2 separate regions of the Homo sapiens genome follow, and region 1 is linked to region 2. Evidence: chromatin loops called from intact Hi-C (ENCODE). Cell type or tissue: heart right ventricle. All regions are shown on one strand. Links, peaks and the distances in the headings refer to the core of each region. The heading gives the core; the rest is flanking DNA. Region 1 overlaps CBFA2T2 (CBFA2/RUNX1 partner transcriptional co-repressor 2). Region 2 has its middle 13 kb from the start of SNTA1.

Region 1 (8,000 bases), core at 1-8,000, 190 kb after region 2:
GATTTTCCAACCTTGCTGGCTACTTTAGTTTGGGACCTGTTTTTTTTCTCATTTGATTTTGCTTGTGCAGAAAATAGTTTCCAGCACATGGATTGATCTGAGAGAGAATGAGGCTCAGTTGTGGATAGTCTGTTTTCTCTGAGCATGTTGGCCAACTAGTATCGTCAAATTATTGAGTGGATCATCTCTTGGAAATGCAGAACTTCTGCCACCACTTGGCTATTTGCACAGTCATCTTGTTCTGTGTCCTTTTATCTCTCAGACCACACACATCTGGAACGCTGTGGGCATCTTCTGCCCATGGGCTCCATTTGGCACCTGCTGAGCCACAGTTGTCCTGCTGGATGTGCTGTGCAGGTTGGTAGGACTTGCCCCCACTGTCAAGGCCTGGTCTCATCTGAAAAGCCCTCCTGGACCTCAAAGAATTCTTCAGACCTCATAGTTACAGGTCATTATATCTACTATGTTGATTTATCATCAGGCACACAACTTCTGTTTCCTTCTCTTGTGTTATCTGATAGCGTCCCTCCTTGAGCTCATCAGAAAGGTTTTATGAAATGTGAACCATTTTGGGAAAAGCTGATCAATTTTTCTTCCTAGCTTCCCATTTTCAAATGGGACATCACTCATATCCCTTTCAGAATGTTAGGAACTGCCTCCCACATTCTTCCCTGTCTTTTTGGGTTTTGTTTTTTGTTGTTGTGGTGGTTTTTTAACACAAAGTCTCACTCTGTTGCCCAGGCTGGAGTGCAGTGGCATGATCTTGGCTCACTGCAACCTCTGCCTTCCAGGTTCAAGCAATTCTCCTGCCTCAGCCTCCCGAGTAGCTGAGATTACAGGCGCCCACCACCACGCCCAGCTAATTTTTGTATTTTTAGTAGAGACAGGGTTTCACCATGTTGGCCAGGCTGATCTCGAACTCCTGACCTCAGGTGACCTGCCTTGGCCTCCCAAAGTGCAGGGATTACAAGCGTGAGCCACCATGCCCGGCCTGTCTTTTTGGTTTTGATGGGAGTCTGAGGACCCCGACCCCTCCTGCTCTCCATCTTTGAGCCTCTGGCATCCTCTCACACCCAGAAATCAGTTGGAGTAAGTTTAATTGGCCCTGCTCCAGCTGGCCTTTGAAGCACAAGTTTAAATCTCCACCTTCTGTGCACTGACCAGAGTCTAAAATAAAAGTTGTCAGTACCATAAAGGAAAAGGGATCCACACAGGTAGCCTTCTCCTTGGATACAGGTACATCTTACTGTAAGAATTTCAAGTCCTGGCTGGGCGCAGTGGCTCACTCCTGTAATCCCAGCACTTTGAGAGACCGAGGCAGGCAGATCACTTGAGGTCAGGAATTCAAGACCAACCTGGCCAACATGGTGAAACCCTGTCTCTAATAAAAAAAAAATAGAAAAATCAGCCGGGTGTGGTGGCACACACCTGTAATCCTAGCTACTCAGGAGGCTGAGGCAAGAGAATCTCTTGAACCTGTGAGCCAGAGGTTGCAGTGAGCCGAGATTCCACCACTGCACTCCAGCCTGGGCAACAGAGCAAAACTCTGTCTCAAAAAAAAAAAAAAAAAGGCAAAATTAAAGAATTTCAAGTCCCTAATTTACTCTAACCAAGCATTTTCAGTCTTACAAAGAAATCTAGTGCACGACACCTTTAAAATGCCTAGATTTCCATTGCCTAAAGTAAGGTGTGACCAGTGAAACAACAGCAGAGAATCATGTTCCTTTGCTGTGGAACACATAAGCCCCACAGTTTTCCAGTCAGCCTAATACATGGGTATCCCCCGACCCCATCTGCCTCCTTAAGCCACAGTCCTTGGTGGGGAACTCTAAGGGGGACGGAGTCAGTACCCCGGACAGGGCCACATTTGCATGAGACATGGCTGTCTCACAGGTCACAGAGCCATTACAACAGCTTACTAGTTTTTCATGGATTTGTTGGATTAACACCTTAAGCAGGTTTTTTATTGTTATTTTGTTTGTTTGTTTGTTTTGAGACGGGAGTTTCTCTCTTGTCTCCCAGGCTGGAGTGCAATCGCGCAATCTCGGCTCACGGTAACCTCTGCCTCCCAGGTTCAAGCGAGTCTCCTGCCTCAGCCTTCTGAGTAGCTGGGATTACAGGCATGCGCCACCACGCCCAACTAATTTTGTATTTTTAGTAGAGACGGGGTTTCTCCTTGTTGGTCAGGCTGGTCTCAAACCCCGGACCTCAGGTGATCCCCCCACCTTGGCCTCCCAAAGTGCCAGGATTACAGGCATGAGCCACTGTGTCCGGTCTTGAGCAGGTTTTTAAAATCTCCAGTGGCCATAAAACTAGCCAGGGTAGCTCATGCTTTTACTGGTTGGAATAAGGAGCCAAAACCAACAAAATAATATTTATTAGGGCTCGATGCCCATTTCTGTGGCTAAGGCTTAGGTTTGGTGTGCAGAGCCTGGCCTGCTCTTGTGGGCTGTGGTTGCTGTGACAGTTTCGTTTTCTGAATCTTTGTAATGCTCTTCCACCCTGCTCGTGCTGCCCAGAGGCTGATCTGCAAACCTGGGCAGTATTCCACACTGAAGCTCAGTTTGCAAACCTTCTGCTGTGTTAATTCTGGTCAGTTTCACACAGAAGTCACGAGGGCCTCTGCCCAGGACCTTCTATTCACATTTCAAGAATCCCTTTCTGAAATTCTCCAACTCTCTGGTCAGGAGGAGGAGCACCATTGGGGCGGGGTAGGCAGCTAGAGGCGCAGGAGCGAATCCAGGTTCCTTGCGTGGTTCCCAGCCTCTGCTGACAGCACCTCAGCTACCAGGTGGGGAGTGGAAATTCAGCCTGCTTAGAGGACTGACCTCTACAGTTCATATTTGCAGTGACATAAAAGGCAAAGAGGAGCTGGCATGGTGGTACAGAAGGTATCAGTCAAGCGCAGGCTCTTCAGAAACCTAGAAACTAAAAAGAGATGCAACATGTGACTGGCCATCAGCCAGACATGTCTAGGGTGAGACCAGTGCTCAGCACCACCCGCCAAGGAACACTGATGAGTTGTGGGACATTATGGTCGGCCAAGTGAGGAATGATTGCAGGGACCAGAGAAGACCAAAGATGCCAGATGTCCCCAGAGTTTCTTGAGGGCTGGGTTTCACGTCTTTGCTTGTCCTTTTTGTCCCCACTTGCCTGCACCGTGCCTGACTCATCCAGTGGGGAAGGTGACTCAAGAAGTTGTTTAAGCCTAGGCCTAGGCAGTCCACTTCGGGAGGTGGGGGCACTCCACACTGGGGGGCCCTGCAGCTCCAGGGCTGGTGCTCTAGCAGATCCGCTCAGGCACGGTTGGGTGACCGTGGGGTCACCGATTGCGTAGATTATTTCTAGGGCAGTGCTGGGTTAGAAATGTCTGTCTGGAAACAGGACACATCTTGCCACCACAAGTCCACACCTGGCCTTGGCTGCTGCCCGCTCTCTGCAGCGTGGATTTCCTTTGCCCATTTGGGCCAGAAGGTCACCAGGAGTTCATCACTGCTTAGTGTCAACTTGACATCTTCAGCTTCCAGACAGAAAACCCATGCTTTACTTTGTACAGCCCTGTCCCAGAGTTAGTAAGCCTCGGCTTGTCACCTGCTTGCAAAGGGTATAGACATCATTCTGGGTAGTTCTAGAGGATATCGCAACAAGTGCGTTTGAAGGTTCAGCACAGCTGGAATTGTACGGTAGTGAGCTCTTCAAAATGAAAACAGAATGACCGGATGGCCATCTGTCCTGGAAACTGTAGAATTGAATAAATCACTGAAAATAGAACACTTCTTGGAGGCTTTCTTCAGAACTGAACTAGAAACAAGGTTTCCAGGCTCCCAGGTCAGTAGACCAAACCAACTTCCTTAGATTTTTTTTTTTAAGCTGTTTGCAGAAAACTGGGTGGTAGCGTGTCTGAACCAAACGGAAGAATAGCCAGCGGAGCATGGACTGTTCCAGCACGGGCCAGATGGCCAGCTGTCGAGAGCAGCCCTGCCCAGATTGCGGTGGGGGCTGTGCCAGCGGCTCCGCAGGGCCCTTCCAACTCTGGAGTGTCTGTAGTTCTTGTGAAACCAAAACGTTGACTACCTGCCTCTTTCCTCGGGCATCGACGTGCTCATTTCCAAAGATGATGGTGCAGGTGACCTTTTCCATCGTGAGCTAAGAGAAGGTTAGGAGGCCTGAGGGGCGGGCCTTGTGTCCCCTCCTCCCCCTCCACAGCCCCTGAGGTGGAGCTTCCCTCACAGACCCCATCTGGTCGAGCCTACGGCTGCCCAGTGTACACTCAGTGATGCTTATACCAAATAGGGCATGTGCGCTGGTGTCTGTTGGGGACAGCCCCATCCCTACCTTGGAGTCGGCAGAGAAGCAGCAATAAGCATTAGGCGAATGATTGAAAGGGCTGCTGCGCCAAGAGGCCTTCAGTCCCCTTAACGTGGCTTTCCAACTTCCTGACGAGGCTACAAAGGCTCCGCTCACAAAAGAAAGCCAATAATGTAAATAAATAGAAAACGAAGCCTCCACGCGTGGTTTTTAAAGGGGGATGATGAATGTGACACCACCCACAGAATGCATTAGAATCTGGTTTTTCTGTGCTTTGTCATTTTACTCTGATAGGAATTTTTGTTACCTAACTCTGTGCATAACTTATTTAATGTACTGTATAAATGAACCAAAACTGTTAAATATGTATTTAGTTTGTTCTACTTAAAGTAGTCAATAAAAAGGCTATATTCCTTTTCTGCCTCAAGCTGGAATGGGACCGGGAGGAAAGGTGGTCCCTACACTAGGAGGTGTCCCCTCACCCTAATTCCCAAATCCTTGAGGAAGAGGGAGAGAGGGGCCTCAACTGGTTCTAGTCGTGGCCTGAAGAGCATCCAAGGGCATGAAGCAGGGGGTGTCTGCACCCCATGTGCCTGGAACTGGCCTCTCTGGAAAGCCAGCTGCACCAACTGGTCAGTGCCCTGTGGGGACCAGGCCCAACCAGGCTGGCTGCTGGAGCCCACCAGTGGGCCTGCGGTCAAGGGCCAACAACAGCTTCCAGACACTCCCCGTTATTTCTTTTAAGTGGTGTTTCGTTTTGTTTTGTGGGGAGGGGGCAGGGTCTCTGTTGCCCAGGCTGGAATGCAGTGGCACGATCACAGCTCAGTGCAGCCTCCACCTCCCAGACTCAGGCAATCCTCCCACCTCAGCCTCCTAAGTAACTGGAACTACAGGCATGGGCTACCACGCCTGGCTGATTTTTTGTATTTTCTATAGAGACAGGGTTTCACCATGTTGCCCAGGCTGGCCTCAAACTCCCGGGCTCAAGCGATCTGCCTGCCTCGCCCCCGCCAAAGTCCTGGGACTACAAGCATGAGCCACTGCACCCGGCCAAATTATCTTGTAATAAGGAAAAATGAACCACAGAGAATCTGACCATCTGTCCTGCCTGAACAGGGTGGTGGACTTGTGGATATATTTTCTAGTAACATGTATTTTCTTGTAAAATTTTAACACAAATGTTAACAAACATACCTGGACTTGTCAAATATTCACTTATGTCCTTATGACACTGATGTTAAATCACAGGTAATTTTACTGTTGCCTTCCAATTTAATTTATTTGCTAAATGGTTGCATCATTTAATTGAGGCCATAATTTTTTTTAACCCTTCACCTTCTGTTGGGCAATTGGATCGCTTTCGCGTTTTCCAGTGTGGCATACATCTTCTATGCATACTCTTTCTTCGCATTATTTATTTCCCTAGGATAATTTTCCAAAGTGGGGGTTTTTGATACTGAACATTTCTTGGATCCTTGAAATCTGTACAAACTACTCTCCCTAAAAGCCCAACAGCTTGTGTTGCCTCCAGCAGCCCCTGGGTGGTACTTTCCGTGGCCCTAAGGCTGGTGCAGGCACACCTGTGTGTGGAATTTCAGGCTGCCAGTCCGGTTTACCAGCTGGTGAGCTGAGGCCTCACTTCTGTCACTCAGATACCCATCTGTGCTCTCTCCCTGAGACCCGCCTCTCCTGAACAGCCTTGCCCAAGAGGCTCGTTGGGACCACTAGCTTCACAATCCCCTAGAATGCAAGGGGAGAGGGACTGGTTACTAGATCTGGAGACGAGGAGAAGGGCTAGCCTATGGCGTAGGGGTTGGCTGTATGATCTTTGGTGCAGGTGGTGCCAACTGCAAACCTTTCTGGGCTGCACTGCAATCTGCCCACCTAGAACAATGACAAGATCTCAGTCATGGGACTGTCAGCCCTCCACAAGAGCACTATGTTGGTGGAAACGGAATGTGCCATAGAAATGGCAGGCTGAAAATCTTTTCGTGACCACAAAACACCCAGATGCCAGATAAATTATAATGAATGTACTTTTAACTGTATTGCTGAGGTCACAGATAGGACATTTCCAAGAACTCAAGAGTTGGAGGGAGATTGCCTCTAGGCGCAATGTGAGGCTTGGTTTTGAGCATATACAAAGTACGGAAACAAAACCGGGGCCTTTCCACAATGGCAGGTAGCTCAGCACCTTTGGCACCGTGAAAAGGCGGCAGGGAAAATCTGCCCATCTGCAATGGAAACTGAATTGGAAACAGCTCTGTCCCTGCTTGAGAAAAAGAAAGAAAAACTGGGCCGGGCGTGGCGGCTCACACCTGTAATCCCAGCACTTTCGGAGGCTGAGATCACTTGATTCCAGGAGTTTGAGACCAACCTGGGCAACATAGTGAGACGCCCGTCTCAAAAATTAAAAACTTAGCTGTACATGTCAGGTATATACTGAAGGAAGGTCAGGGAATCCTGGTGCTGAGAAATTAAGATAATTAAGGACCTTCAGGGTCAATATTGTGTGTCAACCAATTATAAGCTGTCCGGAAACACTACTGAACCTTCAAGAAAATGAGCCATTGTTAGCAAAGTCAACAGGAACAATAATTGATTTAACCCCTGGGACTTCAGATATTACAATCACCAGATACAGGCAGGGCACAGCAGTTCGCGCCTGTAATCCCAGCACTTTGGGAGGCCGAGGAGGGCAGATCATGAAGTCCGGAGTTTGAGACCAGCCTGAGCAACATGGTGAAACCGTCTCCACTAAAAATACAAAAATTAGCCGAATGTGGTGGCAGGCGCCTGTAATCCCAGCTACTCAGGAGGCTGAGGCAGGAGAATCGCTTGAATCTGGGAAGCAGAGGTTGCAGTGAGCCGAGATCACGCCACTGCACTCCAGCCTGGGCGACAGAGAGACTCCATCTCAAAAAAAAAAAAAAAAAAAAAAAAAAAAAAGCACACCAGATACAGAATACAAAATATGAAACCTCTGAAGATGGCACTGAAAAACAATGAGCAAAAAGAGTCTGAAAATGACTAGGCAGATTTGAAAATAGAATTCTGGAAATGACAATCATTGAAATAATGTGTTATTCACCAATAGATTACATCAACCTGAAAAAGAAAAAATTAGTGGTGCGTTACCTTTGTCAGAAAGAGAGCAAAGAGGCCGGGCGCAGTGGCTCATGCCTGTAATCCCAGCACTTTGGGAGGCTGAGGCAGGTGGATCACGAGGTCAGGAGATCGAGACCATCCTGGCTAACATGGTGAAACCCCACCTCTACTAAAAATACAAATAATTAGCCCGGTGTGGTGGCAGGAGCCTGTAGTCCCAGCTACTCAGGAAAGTGAGGCAGGAGAATCGCTTGAACCCAGGAGGCAGAAGTTGCAGTGGGCCGAGATCATGCCACTGCACTCCAGCACTCCAGCCTGGGTAACAGAGCAAGACCTCATCTCAAAAAAAAAAAGAAAAAAAAGAGACAAATAATTGGGAACTGTGAAAGATCTGTTCCTCTGGAAGGTTAGGAAGGGAAAGCCTTTTCATGTGTTACCAAGAGCAGCATCCAAGAGCCTGCTAATGTGTTTCTCAGCAGAAAGGGCACTGTCCTGAGGTGGGGATAGGATCTTGGGAAGCAAACATGTCTCTTGCCCGTCTCTGCTTGTTTCTGACTGCTGGTATTTCAGGGTCAGGGTCACGA
Region 2 (12,248 bases), core at 2,408-10,407:
CAGAGGAGGGTTAACACACAGGCAGTGTGCCCAGAAGAGTTTCATATGGGCTGGGGGCAGCTGTATTTATACCCACTTTTTTTTTTTTTGAGACGGAATCTGGCCCTGTTGCCCAGGTTGGAGTACAGTGGCATGATCTTGGCTCACTGCAGCCTCTACCCCACTGATTCCAGAGATTCTCCTGCCTCAGCCTCCCAAGTAGCTGGGATTACAGGTGTGTGCCACCACACCTGGTTCATTTTTTTGTATTTTTAGTAGAGATGGAGTTTCACTATGTTGGCCATGAACTCCTGACTTCAGGCGATCTGCCCGCCTCAGCCTCCCAAAGTGCTAGGATTACAGACGTGAGCCACCCCGCCCGGCCTAGACCCACTTTTAATTATACACAAATTAAGAGGCAAGTTATTCAGAACGTTCTGGAAAATGGACAGTTTCTGGAACCATATAAGGTAACTTCTGGGCCATTGCCATGGCCATTGCCAGAGCCTTTCTAAACTATCATGGCACTAGTGGGAGTGTCTTTATGCAAATGAGCAGTGAGGGCAACTAGCGGTCACTTTAGTCACCATCTGCTGATTTTGGCTGGCGTCTTCACTGCACCCTGGATTGACCAGTTTCTGCTCTGATCAGCGGGATGGTGACCAGTCATAACCAGTGCTTGGAAAACAAATCTTGCTGATCTACCTCAAAATTCCTGGGTTCAAGCTATCCTCCTGCCTCAGCCTCCCAAAGCACTGGGATTACAGGCATGAGCCTATATAGTAATTCTGATTCTGAAGTGTTGGTGGCTCTTTTTACTTTTTCTTTTTTAAAATTTGTTTTAATTGGCCGGGCGCGGTGGCTCATGCCTGTAATCCCAGCACTTTGGGAGGCCGAGGCAGGCGGATCACAAGGTCAGGAGATCGAAACCATCCTGGCTAACACAGTGAAACCCCATCTCTACTAAAAATACAAAAAATTAGCCAGGCGTGGTGGCAGGCGCCTGTGGTCCCCGCTACTCTGGAGGCTGAGGCAGGAGAATGGTGTGAACCCGGGAGGCAGAGGTTGCAGTGAGCCGAGATTGTACCACTGCACTCCAGCCTGGGCGAAAGAGCGAGACTCCATCTAAAAAAAAAAAAAAAAAATTTGTTTTAATTTACTTTAAATAGAAACGGGGTCCCACTATGTTGCCCAGGCTGGTCTGGAACTCCTGGACTCAAGCCATCCTCCCACCTTGGCCTCCCAAAGTCCCAAGATTACAGGCATGAGCCACTGAGCCCAGCCTTTTTCTTAAAGCAATAAAAGAATGGCTACTCCATAGACAGCAGCTGGTGGATCTTTTTTCTTCATTACACATGTGTAATCTTGTCAACTACACAGTTTATATGCATTCTTTGAGGTCTGGTATGAAGTAGGTTCTATTCCTTCAGAGAGGATTTGTGGGTACTTCTGTCAGATGCCTGATGGGACAGCCAACCTAAGAGTGCTTTCAGGGCCGGGCGTGGTCGCTCACGCCTATAATCCCAGCACTTTGGGAGGCCAAGGCAGGTGGATCATGAGGTCAGGAGTTTGAGACCAGCCTGACCAACATGGTGAAACACAGTCTTTACTAAAAATACAAAACTTAGCCGGGCATGATGGTGCGTGTCTGTCATCCCAGCTACTCAGGAGGCTGAGACAGGAGAATCACTTGAACCCGGAAAGCGGAGCTTGCACTGACCTGAGATCGCGACACTGCACTCCAGCCTGGGTGACAGAGCAAGACTCTGTCTCAAAAAAAGAGTGCTTTCAGTACTTAGCATGAGGCCAGTCACGGTGGCTCACACCTGTAATCTCAGCACTTTAGGAGGCCAAGGCAGGCAGATCACCTGAGGTCAGGAGTTTGAGACCAGCCTGGCCAACATGATGAAACCCCGTCTCTACCAAAAATAAAAAATTAGCCGGGCGTGGTGGTGAATGCCTGTAATCCCAGCTACTTGGGAGGTTGAGGCAGAAGAATCGCTCGGACCTGGGAGGCGGAGGTTGCAATGAGCAGAGATCATGCCACTATACTCCAGCCAGGTCATCAAGAGCGAAATGCCGTCTCAAAAAATAAAATAAAATAAAATATTTTAGCACGGGATCTTTTGATTCACACAAAGAGTAGAAATACAGGTTGCAATCCCATGTGAGGTTACGAATTCTCAGAGATGCTTTCCCCCTCTGCCCACCATGTTCACGATGGAGAAATTTCTTTGCTGGTGCCCTCTGCAAGATTTTTGCAGTCCGCTCTTTCTTTCTTTTTTTTTTTTTTTTTTGAGATGAAATCTTGCTCTGTTGCCCAGGCTGGAGTGCAATGGCGTGATCTCGGCTCACTGCAACCTCCGCCTCCTGGGTTCAAGTGATTCTCCTGCCTCAGCTTCCTGAGTAGCTGGGATTATAGGCACCCACCACCACGCCTGAGTAATTTTTTACTTTTGGTAGAGGTGGGGTGTCACCATGCTGGCCAGGCTGGTCTCAAACTCCCGACCTCAGGCGATCTGCCTGCCTTGGCCTTCCAAAGTGCTAGGATTACAGGTGTAAGCCACCACACCCGGCCCAGTCCACTCTTTCAATGAGGATGCAGGCTTTCCAGACCCTGGCTTTATGTGGGGGTCACCTAACAGCTTTTTCACCCTGGGTGGGCCCTGGGTTTCTCTCTTGCCCCATAATTCCAAATGTGCATCAAAACTGAAGCTTTGTGGCCGGGCGGAGTGGCTCACACCTATAATCCCAGCACTTTGGGAGGCTGAGGTGGGTGGATCACGAGCTCAGGTGATCAAGACCATCCTGAACTGGGTTTCAACATGGTGAAACCCAGTCTCTACTAAAAATACAAAAATTAGCTCGGTATAGTGGTGCCTGCCTGTAATCCCAGCTACTCGGGAGGCTGAGGCATGAGAATCGCTTGAACCCAACAGGCAGAGGTTGCAGTGAGTCGAGATAACGCTGCTGCACTCCAGCCTGGGTGACAGAACGAGACTCTGTCTCAAAAAAAAAAAAAAAAAAAAGGCCGGGCTCAGTGGCTCACACCTGTAATCCCAGCATTTCAGGAGGCCGAGGCGGGCGGATCATAAGGTCAGGAGATCGAGACCATCCTGGCTAACAAGGTGAAATCCTGTCTCTACTAAAAAATACAAAAAATTAGCCGGGCGTGGTGGCAGGCGCCTGTAGTCCCAGCTACTTGGGAGGCTGAGGCAGGAGAATGGCCTGAAACCAGGAGGCAGAGCTTGCAGTGAGCAGAGATCGTGCCACTGCACTCCAGCCTGGGTGACAGAGTGAGACTCTGTCTCAAAAAAAAAAAAAACTGAAGCTTCTTGGCTGGGCACAGTGGCTCGTGCCTGCAATCCCAACACTTTGGGAGACTGAGGCTGGTGGATCACCTGAGGTCAGGAATTCAAGACCCACCTGGCTGATATGGTGAAACCATGTCTCTACTAAAAATAAAAAATTAGCCAGGCATGGGGGCACGCAGCTGTAATTCCAGCTACTCAAGAGGCTGAGGCAGGAGAATCACCTGAACTTAGGAGGCAGTGGTTGCAGTGAGCCAAGATCGAGCCACCACCACACTCCAGCCTGGGCGGCAGAGCAAGACTCTGTCTCAAAAATAAATAAATAAATAATTTTTAAAAATGATAAAACTGTAAAGAAATTGTTTTTAAGAAAAACAAAAAGTTAGCCAGTCATGGTGCTGTGCACCTTGTAGCCCTAGCTATCCAAGAGGCTGAGGCCAATTGATTGAGCTTGAGAATAAAAGAGTTCGAGGCTGCAGTGAGCTATGATCACACCGCTGCAGTCTAGACTGGGTGACAGAGTGAGACTGTGTCTCTTAAAAAAAAAAAAAATTAGGGCTGGGCACGGTGGCTCAAGCCTGTAATCCCAGCACTTTGGGAGGCCGAGGCAGGCGGATCACGAGGTCAGGAGATCAAGACCAGCCTGGCTAACATGGCAAAACCCCATCTCTACTAAAAATACAAAAAATTAGCCGGGCGTGGTGGCAGGTACCTGTAGTCCCAGCTACTCGGGAGGCTGAGGCAGGAGAATGGCATGAACCCGGGAGGCGGAGCTTGCAGTGAGTCAAGATCGCACCACTGTACTACAGCCTGGGCGACAGAGCGAGACTCCATCTCAAAAAAAAAAAAAAATTAGGCCGGGCACGGTGACTCACACCTGTAATCCCAGCACTTTGGGAGGCTGAGGCAGGCAGATCACTGAGATCAGGAGTTCGAGACCAGCCTGGCCAACATGCTGAAACCTCATCTCTACTAAAAATACAAAAAGTTAGCTGGGCGCGGTAGCATGCCTGTAGTCCCAGCTACTCAGGAGGCTGAGGTAGCAGAATCACTTGAACCCAGGAGGCAGAAGTTGCAGTGAGCCAAGATTGCACCACTGCACTCCAGCCTGGCGACAGAGCAAGACTCTGTCTCAAAAAAAAAAATGAAGTTGTTCACAGGGCAGGTGGTGGTGACCTGAACTAGAAAGGTGACTGCAGTGGGGATGGAAAGGGCTAAATATAATTAAGAGGTATTAAGGAGGTAAGATTGCTAAGCCTTGCTGATGGCTTGCGTGAAGGAGATTAAGGAGAGTCAATGACATATGGAAGATATTTAAAGTGTGTGACAGTCTTAAGATAACCTATAGGAAGAGAGCATAGAGAAAGAAGAAAAATGGGCCATGTGCTGAGCCCTGGAGTAGATACAAAGCTGAAGAGGAGAGAGCAAGCATAGACAAACCAGCTCTGGAAGCAGCACACTCGCTGTAGTGAGGGGTGTATAGGATGGTGATTAACAAGTTTTCCACTTAAACCAGACATGAATCCTGGGCCTGCAATTCTGGCCCCACAGCAAGAAAATCAACCTTGTTGGGTGATGGTGATGCTTCAAACTGGGCTCTGATGATGCTCAATTAGGGAGGAGTAAGACACTTCCAGAGATTAGAAGCACAGGGGCCCGTACGCCATGGCTCACGCCTGTAATCCCAGCACTTTGGGAGGCCAAAGCGGGTGGATCACCTGAGGTTAGGAGTTCGAGACCAGCCTGACCAAAATGGTGAAACCCTGTCTTTACTAAAAATACAAAAATTAGCTGGGCATGGTTGCGGGCAGCTGTAATCCCAGCTACTCAGGAGGCTGAGGCAGGAGAATCTCTTGAACCCAGGAGGTGGAGGTTGCAGTGAGCCCAGATCTTCCCATTGCACTCCACTCCAGCCTGGGCAACAGAGAGACTCCTTCTCAAATAAAAAAAAAGAAGAAGAAGAAGAGGAAACACAGGGGATAGAAACCAGGGCAAAGGGTTTGGCTTTTTCTTTTTTTTTCACCCTCGAGACAGAGTCTTGCTCTGTCACCCAGGCTGTAGCGCAGTGGCCCGATCTTGGCTCACCGTAACCTCTGCCTCCTGGGTTCAAGCGATTCTCCTGCTTCAGCCTCCCGAGTAGCTGGGATTACAGGTGCGTCCCAGCACGCCGGCTAATTTTTGTATTTTTAGTTAAGACAGGGTTTCACCATGTTGGCCAGGCTGGTCTCAAACTCCTGACCTCATGATCCGCCCACCTTGGCCTCCCAAACTGTTGGGATTATAGGCATGAGCCACCCGGCCGGTTTTTTTTTTTTTTTTTTTTTTTTTTTTTGAGACAGGGTCTCACTCTGTTTCTTTTTTGTTTATTTCTTTGTTTTTGGAGAAGGGGGTCTCAATCCATCACCCAGGCTGGAGTGCAGTCGTGCAATCATGGCTCACTGCAACCTCCACCTCCCAGACTCAAGTGATCCTCCCACCTCAGCCTCCTGACTAGCTGTGATTACCAGTGTGCACCAATTTTTTTTTTCCCGTAGAGACAGGGTTTCACCATGTTGCCCAGGCTAGTTTGGAACTCCTGAGTTCATTTGATCCACCTACCTCAGCCTCCCAAAGTGCTGGGATTACAGGGGTGAGCCACCACACCCTGCAGGGTTTGGCTTTTTGGCTGGAGATGGTGAAAGGCCAGGCTTTTTCTTTTTTTTTCACCCTCGAGACAGAGTCTTGCTCTGTCACCCAGGCTGTAGCGCAGTGGCCCGATCTTGGCTCACCGTAACCTCTGCCTCCTGGGTTCAAGCGATTCTCCTGCTTCAGCCTCCCGAGTAGCTGGGATTACAGGTGCGTCCCAGCACGCCGGCTAATTTTTGTATTTTTAGTTAAGACAGGGTTTCACCATGTTGGCCAGGCTGGTCTCAAACTCCTGACCTCATGATCCGCCCACCTTGGCCTCCCAAACTGTTGGGATTATAGGCATGAGCCACCCGGCCGGTTTTTTTTTTTTTTTTTTTTTTTTTTTTTGAGACAGGGTCTCACTCTGTTTCTTTTTTGTTTATTTCTTTGTTTTTGGAGAAGGGGGTCTCAATCCATCACCCAGGCTGGAGTGCAGTCGTGCAATCATGGCTCACTGCAACCTCCACCTCCCAGACTCAAGTGATCCTCCCACCTCAGCCTCCTGACTAGCTGTGATTACCAGTGTGCACCAATTTTTTTTTTCCCGTAGAGACAGGGTTTCACCATGTTGCCCAGGCTAGTTTGGAACTCCTGAGTTCATTTGATCCACCTACCTCAGCCTCCCAAAGTGCTGGGATTACAGGGGTGAGCCACCACACCCTGCAGGGTTTGGCTTTTTGGCTGGAGATGGTGAAAGGCCAGGAAGATGTTATCCTTGGCAGAGAAAGATTCAGAGTCATGGTCTAGGAACTTTTAGTCCCAATCCAGAATTTCATGAGGGAGGAACCAGAGGCCCAAGAGGAGGTATCCCCAGCCATGTCCTTCCCACCCTTGTATTGGTCACTCACAAAAGACACTTGCTGCGCTGAAGACAGGCTGAAGATTTCGCATCCAGGCGCCACCTCTGACAGATGCCAGGAGGGGGCAGCAGAGAGCCAGGGTCGCAAGGTCCTAGCAGGTGCCATGAGCCCTGCAAGTGGGAAGGTGGGAATAGGATGGGAAGCTGGGCTCCTTGAGGTTGTCACTTTTTGTTTGTCAGTTTGGTTTTGGTTTCTGAGGCAGAGTCTCACTCTGTCACCCAGGCTGAAGCATAGTAGCACAGCCACAGCTCACATGCAGCTTCGAACTCCTGGGTTCAAGTGATCCTCCCATCTCAGCCTCCCAGGTAGCCCACCACCAGGCCTGGCTATTTTTCTTTTTTTTTTTTTTTTTTAAGACGGAGTCTCACTCTTTCACCCAGGCTGGAGTGCAGTGGTGCTATCTTGGCTCACTGCAACCTCCGCCTTCCGGGTTCAAACGATTCTCCTGCCTCAGCCTCCCGAGCAACTGGGATTACAGGTGCCTGCCACTAGGCCCAGCTAATTTTTGTATTTTTAGTAGAGACAGGGTTTCACCATGTTGGTCAGGCTGGTCTCCAACTCCTGACCTTAGGATCCGCCCACCTTGGCCTCCCAAAGTGCTGGAATTACAGGCTTGAGCCACCGCACCCAGCCCAGGCCTGGCTATTTTTCTTTAATTTTCCGTAGAGATGGAGTCTCGCTGTGTTGCCCAGGCTGAGATTGTCACTTTCAAAGCATGTTTTTCCCTTCTCCATGTGAGGATTACACAACCATTTCACACATAATACCGATAATAATAATTATTATCACCATTATTATATCAGTCACCATTTAATGGGCCCCTCCCATCTCTGCATCCCAACCCTCCAGAGTCACAGACTGAACCAATGGAAAGAGAACCAGTGTGAGGGTGGGCACAGTGGCTCATGCCTGTAATCCCAGCACTTTGGGAGGTCAAGAAGGGTGGATCATTTGAGGTCAGGAGTTCGAGACCAACCTGGCCAACATGATGAAAACATGTCTTGGCTGGGCGCAGTGGCTCAGGCCTATAGTCCCAGCACACTGGGAGCCTGAGGCAGGTGGATCACAAGGTCAAGAAATCGAGACCATCCTGGCCAACATGGTGAAACCCTGTCTCTGCTAAAAATACAAAAATTAGGCCAGTCGCGGTGGCTCACGCCTGTAATCCCAGAACTTTGGGAGGCCGAGGTGGGCGGATCAGGAGGTCAGGAGATCAAGACCATCCTGGCTAACATGGTGAAACCCCATCTCTACTTAAAAAAAATACAAAAAATTAGCCGGGCGTGGTGGCGGGCACCTGCAGTCCCAGCTACTCGGGAGGCTGAGGCAGGAGAATGGCTTGAACCCAGGAGGCGGAGCTTGCAGTGAGCCGAGATCGCGCCACTGCACTCCAGCCTGGGCGACAGAGTGAGACTCCGTCTCAAAAAAAAAAAAACAAAAATTAGCTGGGCATGGTGGCATGTGACTGTAGTCCCAGCTACTCAGGAGGCTGAGGCAGGAGAATCGCTAGAACCCGGGAGGCGGAGGTTGCAGTAAGCAGAGATCGCGCCACTGCACTCCAGCCTGGCGACAGAGCGAGACTCGTCTCTTTTTTTTTGAGACTGAATTTCGCTGTTTTTGCCGAGGCAGGAGTATGATGGCTCGATCTCGGGTCACTGCAACCTCCGCCTCCCAGGTTCAAGCAATTCTCCTGCCTCAGCCTCCTGAGTAGCTAGGATTACAGGTGCATGCCACCATGCCCGGCTCATTTTTTGTATTTTTAGTAGAAATGGGGTTTCATCATGTTGGCCAGGCTGGTCTCGAACTCCTGACCTCAGGTGATCCACCTGCCTTGGCCTCCCAAAGTGCTGGGATTACAGGCATGAGCCACTGTGCCTGGCTGAGACTTTGTAAAAAAAAAAAAAAAAAAAAAACACACGGTGTGGGGGTCAGACCAAGGGTATCAAACCCTGATTTTCCCACGGCCTCATCATGTGACCTCAAACAGGTAACAGGTCACTTCCTCGCTGTCTCACTTTTCTCATCTGTAAAATGAGGATAATAAAACAAAAGACTGGAGGGTTCTGAAAGCACTAAATTGGCCTTGTGTAAGCAAAGTACCTGGCACATGAGAGACTCCATGAACTTCAGTTCCTTCCCCTGGCTTTATTTTAGTTATTTGTTTGTTTGTTTGCTTTTCTACTCCACAATAGAGGTAATGGACTGTTTTTATTTAAACAAATGTTAAAATGTCATTTAACAGATATTCACTGTCACTGTGTCCCTGGTCCTGTCCTTGGTACTGGTAACATAGAGTGGCATCCCAGGTGAGCAGGAAGCAGGGAGGCACCCCCTGTGCAAGGGCGATCCCCACCGAGACTAGGGTCTGCCTATCTGGATTAAGAGCCACGATTCCAAATTCCTGCTGCCTTGCCACTCACTATGTGATAGATAATAATGTTTTGTGATCCTAAACATGTCAAAATGGAGTCACTTATGACAAGTGACTCAGCCTACAGTTAAACTGCTGACCTCTCAAAGTGTACGGTGGACAGAGGGGATAACACCTGCTGTGGTCAGGCACCCCCAAGACCTAACAAGAAAGAGAAGCCACAGGGCAGCTGAGATAATGGCTATGGAGACTCTTGCAGAGGGCCATGAACACCGCAATAAACTGACCATCACGGGGCGTCATGGCTCATACCTGTAACCCCAACATTTTGGAAGGATGAAGTAAGGAGATTGCTTGAACCCAGCAGTTCAAGATAAGCCTGGCAACATAGGGAGACCTCATCTCTACAAAAACTTTAAAAAGTTGGCCAGGCACGGTGGCTCACGCCTGTAATACCAGCACTTTGGGAGGCCAAGGCAGGCGGTCACTTGAGGTCAGGAGTTCGAGACCATCCTGGCCAACATGGTGAAACCCCATCTCTGCTAAAAATACCAAAAAAAATTAGCCGGGCATGGTGGCACATGCCTGTAGTCCCAGCTACTCGGGAGGGTGAGGCAGGAAAATCGCTTGAACCCAGGAAGCAGAGGTTGCAGTGAGCCAAGATCGTGCCACTGCACTCCAGCCTGGGTGATAGAGCAAGACTCAGTCTCTGAAAAAAAAAAAAAAAAAAAGCTAGGCGGTGTACGCCGGTAGTCCCAGCTACCCCTGAGGCTGAGGTGGGAGGATCACGTGAGCTAGGGAGGATGAGGCTGCAGTAAGCCGTGATGATGCCTCTGCACTCCAGCCTGGGTAACACAGCGAGACCCTGTCTCAAAAAAGAAAGAAAAGAAAAAGAAACTGGCCATGGCAGAGATGCCTGTGGGAGCTCTACCAGTGAGAACTCTGAGGCCTCTTTTCCATCAGGCAACCCTCCGAAGCTCTGCTGGGAGAAGAGCCTCGGCCCCCCCACCCCTTCAGCCCCCCAACCCTTGTTGGCATTCTGAGGGAAAACAGTCAGCACAGTCATCCCAGAGCTACTGGAGCTACTCCCTGTGGCTTGTTCCTCCTCTCTCATTACTGCCTATGTGTTGGTGTGAAAGCCTCTCAATAAACCATGAATTTGTAAACATTTAATTGGCCATTGAGTCATCACAAAACTTCCCTCCCACCCCCACCTCCCAATCAGAGTTAGCATAACTAGGCTGATTCGCACCTGACACAAACACAAAGCCTATGTGATTGCTGGGCGTGGTGGCTCACATTTGTGAGTGAGGAACCATCTCTACAAAAGATCAGAAATTAGCCAAGCGTGGTGGCGTGCACCTGTAGTCCCAGATATTCAGGGGGCCAAGGTGAGAGGATCGCTTGAGCCCAGGAGATCAAGGGTGCAGTGAGCCTTGATGCAGCCCCTGCACTACTCCAGCCTAGGTAACAGAGTGAGACCCTGTGTCCAAAAAAAAAAAAGACTATGTGATCTTGGGCAGGCAACTCTCTCTCTCTGAGCCTCAATTAGATCATTTGGAAGATGGAATCATTATAGTACCTAGAGGATCAGTGTGACACTTAAATGTGACAGTAGGCCAGGCCCAGTGGCTCACACCTGTAATCCCAGCACTTTGGGAGGCCTAGGTGGGCAGATCACCTGAGGTCAGGAGTTCAAGACAGCCTGGCCAACATGGCGAAACCCTGTCTCTATTAAAAATACAAAATTAGGGCCGGGCACGGTGGCTCACACCTGTAATCCCAGCACTTTGGGAGGCCAGGACGGGCAGATCACGAGGTCAGGAGATCGAGATCATCCTGGCTAACATGGTGAAACCCCATCTCTACTTAAAAAAAATACAAAAAATTAGCCAGGCGTGGTGGCGGACACCTGCAGTCCCAGCTACTCGGGAGGCTGAGGCAGGAGAATGGCGTGAACCTAGGAGGCGGAGCTTGCCGTGAGCCAAGATCGTGCCACTGCACTCCAGCCTGGGTGACCGAGCGAGACTCCGTCTCCAAAAAAAAAAAAAAAACAAAATTAGGCAGGGCGAGGTGGCTCACGTCTATAATCCCAGCACTTTGGGAGGCCAAGGCAGACGGATCACGAGGTCAGGAGTTCGAGACCAGCCTCGCCAACATGGTGAAACCCCCTCTCTACTAAAAATACAAAAACTAGCTGGACATGGTGGCAGGTGCCTGTAATCCCAGCTACTCAGAAGGCTAAGGCAGGAAAATTGCTTGAAGCTGGCAGGCGGAGGTTACAGTGAGCCGAGATCATGCCATTGCACTCCAGCCTGGGTGACAGAGTGAGACTCCATCTCAAAAAATAATAATAATAAATAAATAAATGTGACAGTGCACTAGCAAATGCTTTGCATCATGCCTAGCACATAGTAAGTGTAGTAAGTGCTCAGTAAATTCAAAAACAAAACAGTGTTAGCTTCCCTGGAAGTTACTTCTCCCCTGGCAGCCCTTACTGCTTACTCAGGTCACCAATAACCCTCTTCAGATTACCAAAGCAGCCTGGCATTAGAGAGGAGGCAAAAACCCAGCATCTGAAGGCTGAAATTGCATCCCAGCTCCACCAACTACCAGCTGTGTGGCCTTGGGCAGTCAGCCTCTCTGTACTTTAGTTTCCTATGTGAAAAATTGGGATCAGAATAGTAGCTGCCTCTTAGGCTTGTTGTGAGGATTAAATAAGAGCACAGAACGGGCACAATACATGTTCAAGTCATTATTACTGTTATTATTATTACTACAACTACTACTGCTGTACTTTCTTCCACACCCACCCTGGTACCAATTCCTACAGATTCAACCTCCTAAAAGCCTCTCAAAGCAGTCTCTGGCCTCCATTTCCCAGGCCTGGCCCTTCCTATCATTTCATGCCTCTATTAGGGGCTCCTTAAAACAGATTGTCAGGTTTGGTGTGGTGGCCTGAGCCTGTAATCCCAGCTGCTCAGGAGGCTGAGACAGGAGAATGGCTTGAACCTGGGAGGTGGAGGTTGAAGTGAGCCGAGATCACGCCACTGCACTCCA

What was found. Hi-C counts contacts between places; a loop is a spot of excess contacts. Peaks named below come from ENCODE experiments on the same cell type or tissue, not always from the same donor. Only the 100,000 strongest peaks of a DNase experiment are listed, where the experiment ranks them.
Region 1: it touches region 2 in a loop (5-fold over the local background); 87 of 110 quality-filtered maps call a loop at or near these places.

Annotation. Positions count from the first base shown.
Region 1 is chr20:33,645,308-33,653,307 of GRCh38, forward strand. CBFA2T2 (CBFA2/RUNX1 partner transcriptional co-repressor 2) reads left to right here. Exons shown (of 11, transcript NM_001032999.3): 11 at 1-4,723. Among named protein-coding and RNA genes, the nearest start is that of C20orf144, 13 kb to the right of the region's middle. RefSeq lists an enhancer at 7,829-8,000. In heart right ventricle, for the core only: no CTCF peak of the experiment used is centred there; a DNase peak (open chromatin) is centred at 4,009.
Region 2 is chr20:33,450,488-33,462,735 of GRCh38, forward strand. No RefSeq gene overlaps it. Among named protein-coding and RNA genes, the nearest start is that of SNTA1, 13 kb to the left of the region's middle. RefSeq lists an enhancer at 6,715-6,804. In heart right ventricle, for the core only: a CTCF peak has its summit at 6,876 (motif pointing right); a DNase peak (open chromatin) is centred at 6,884.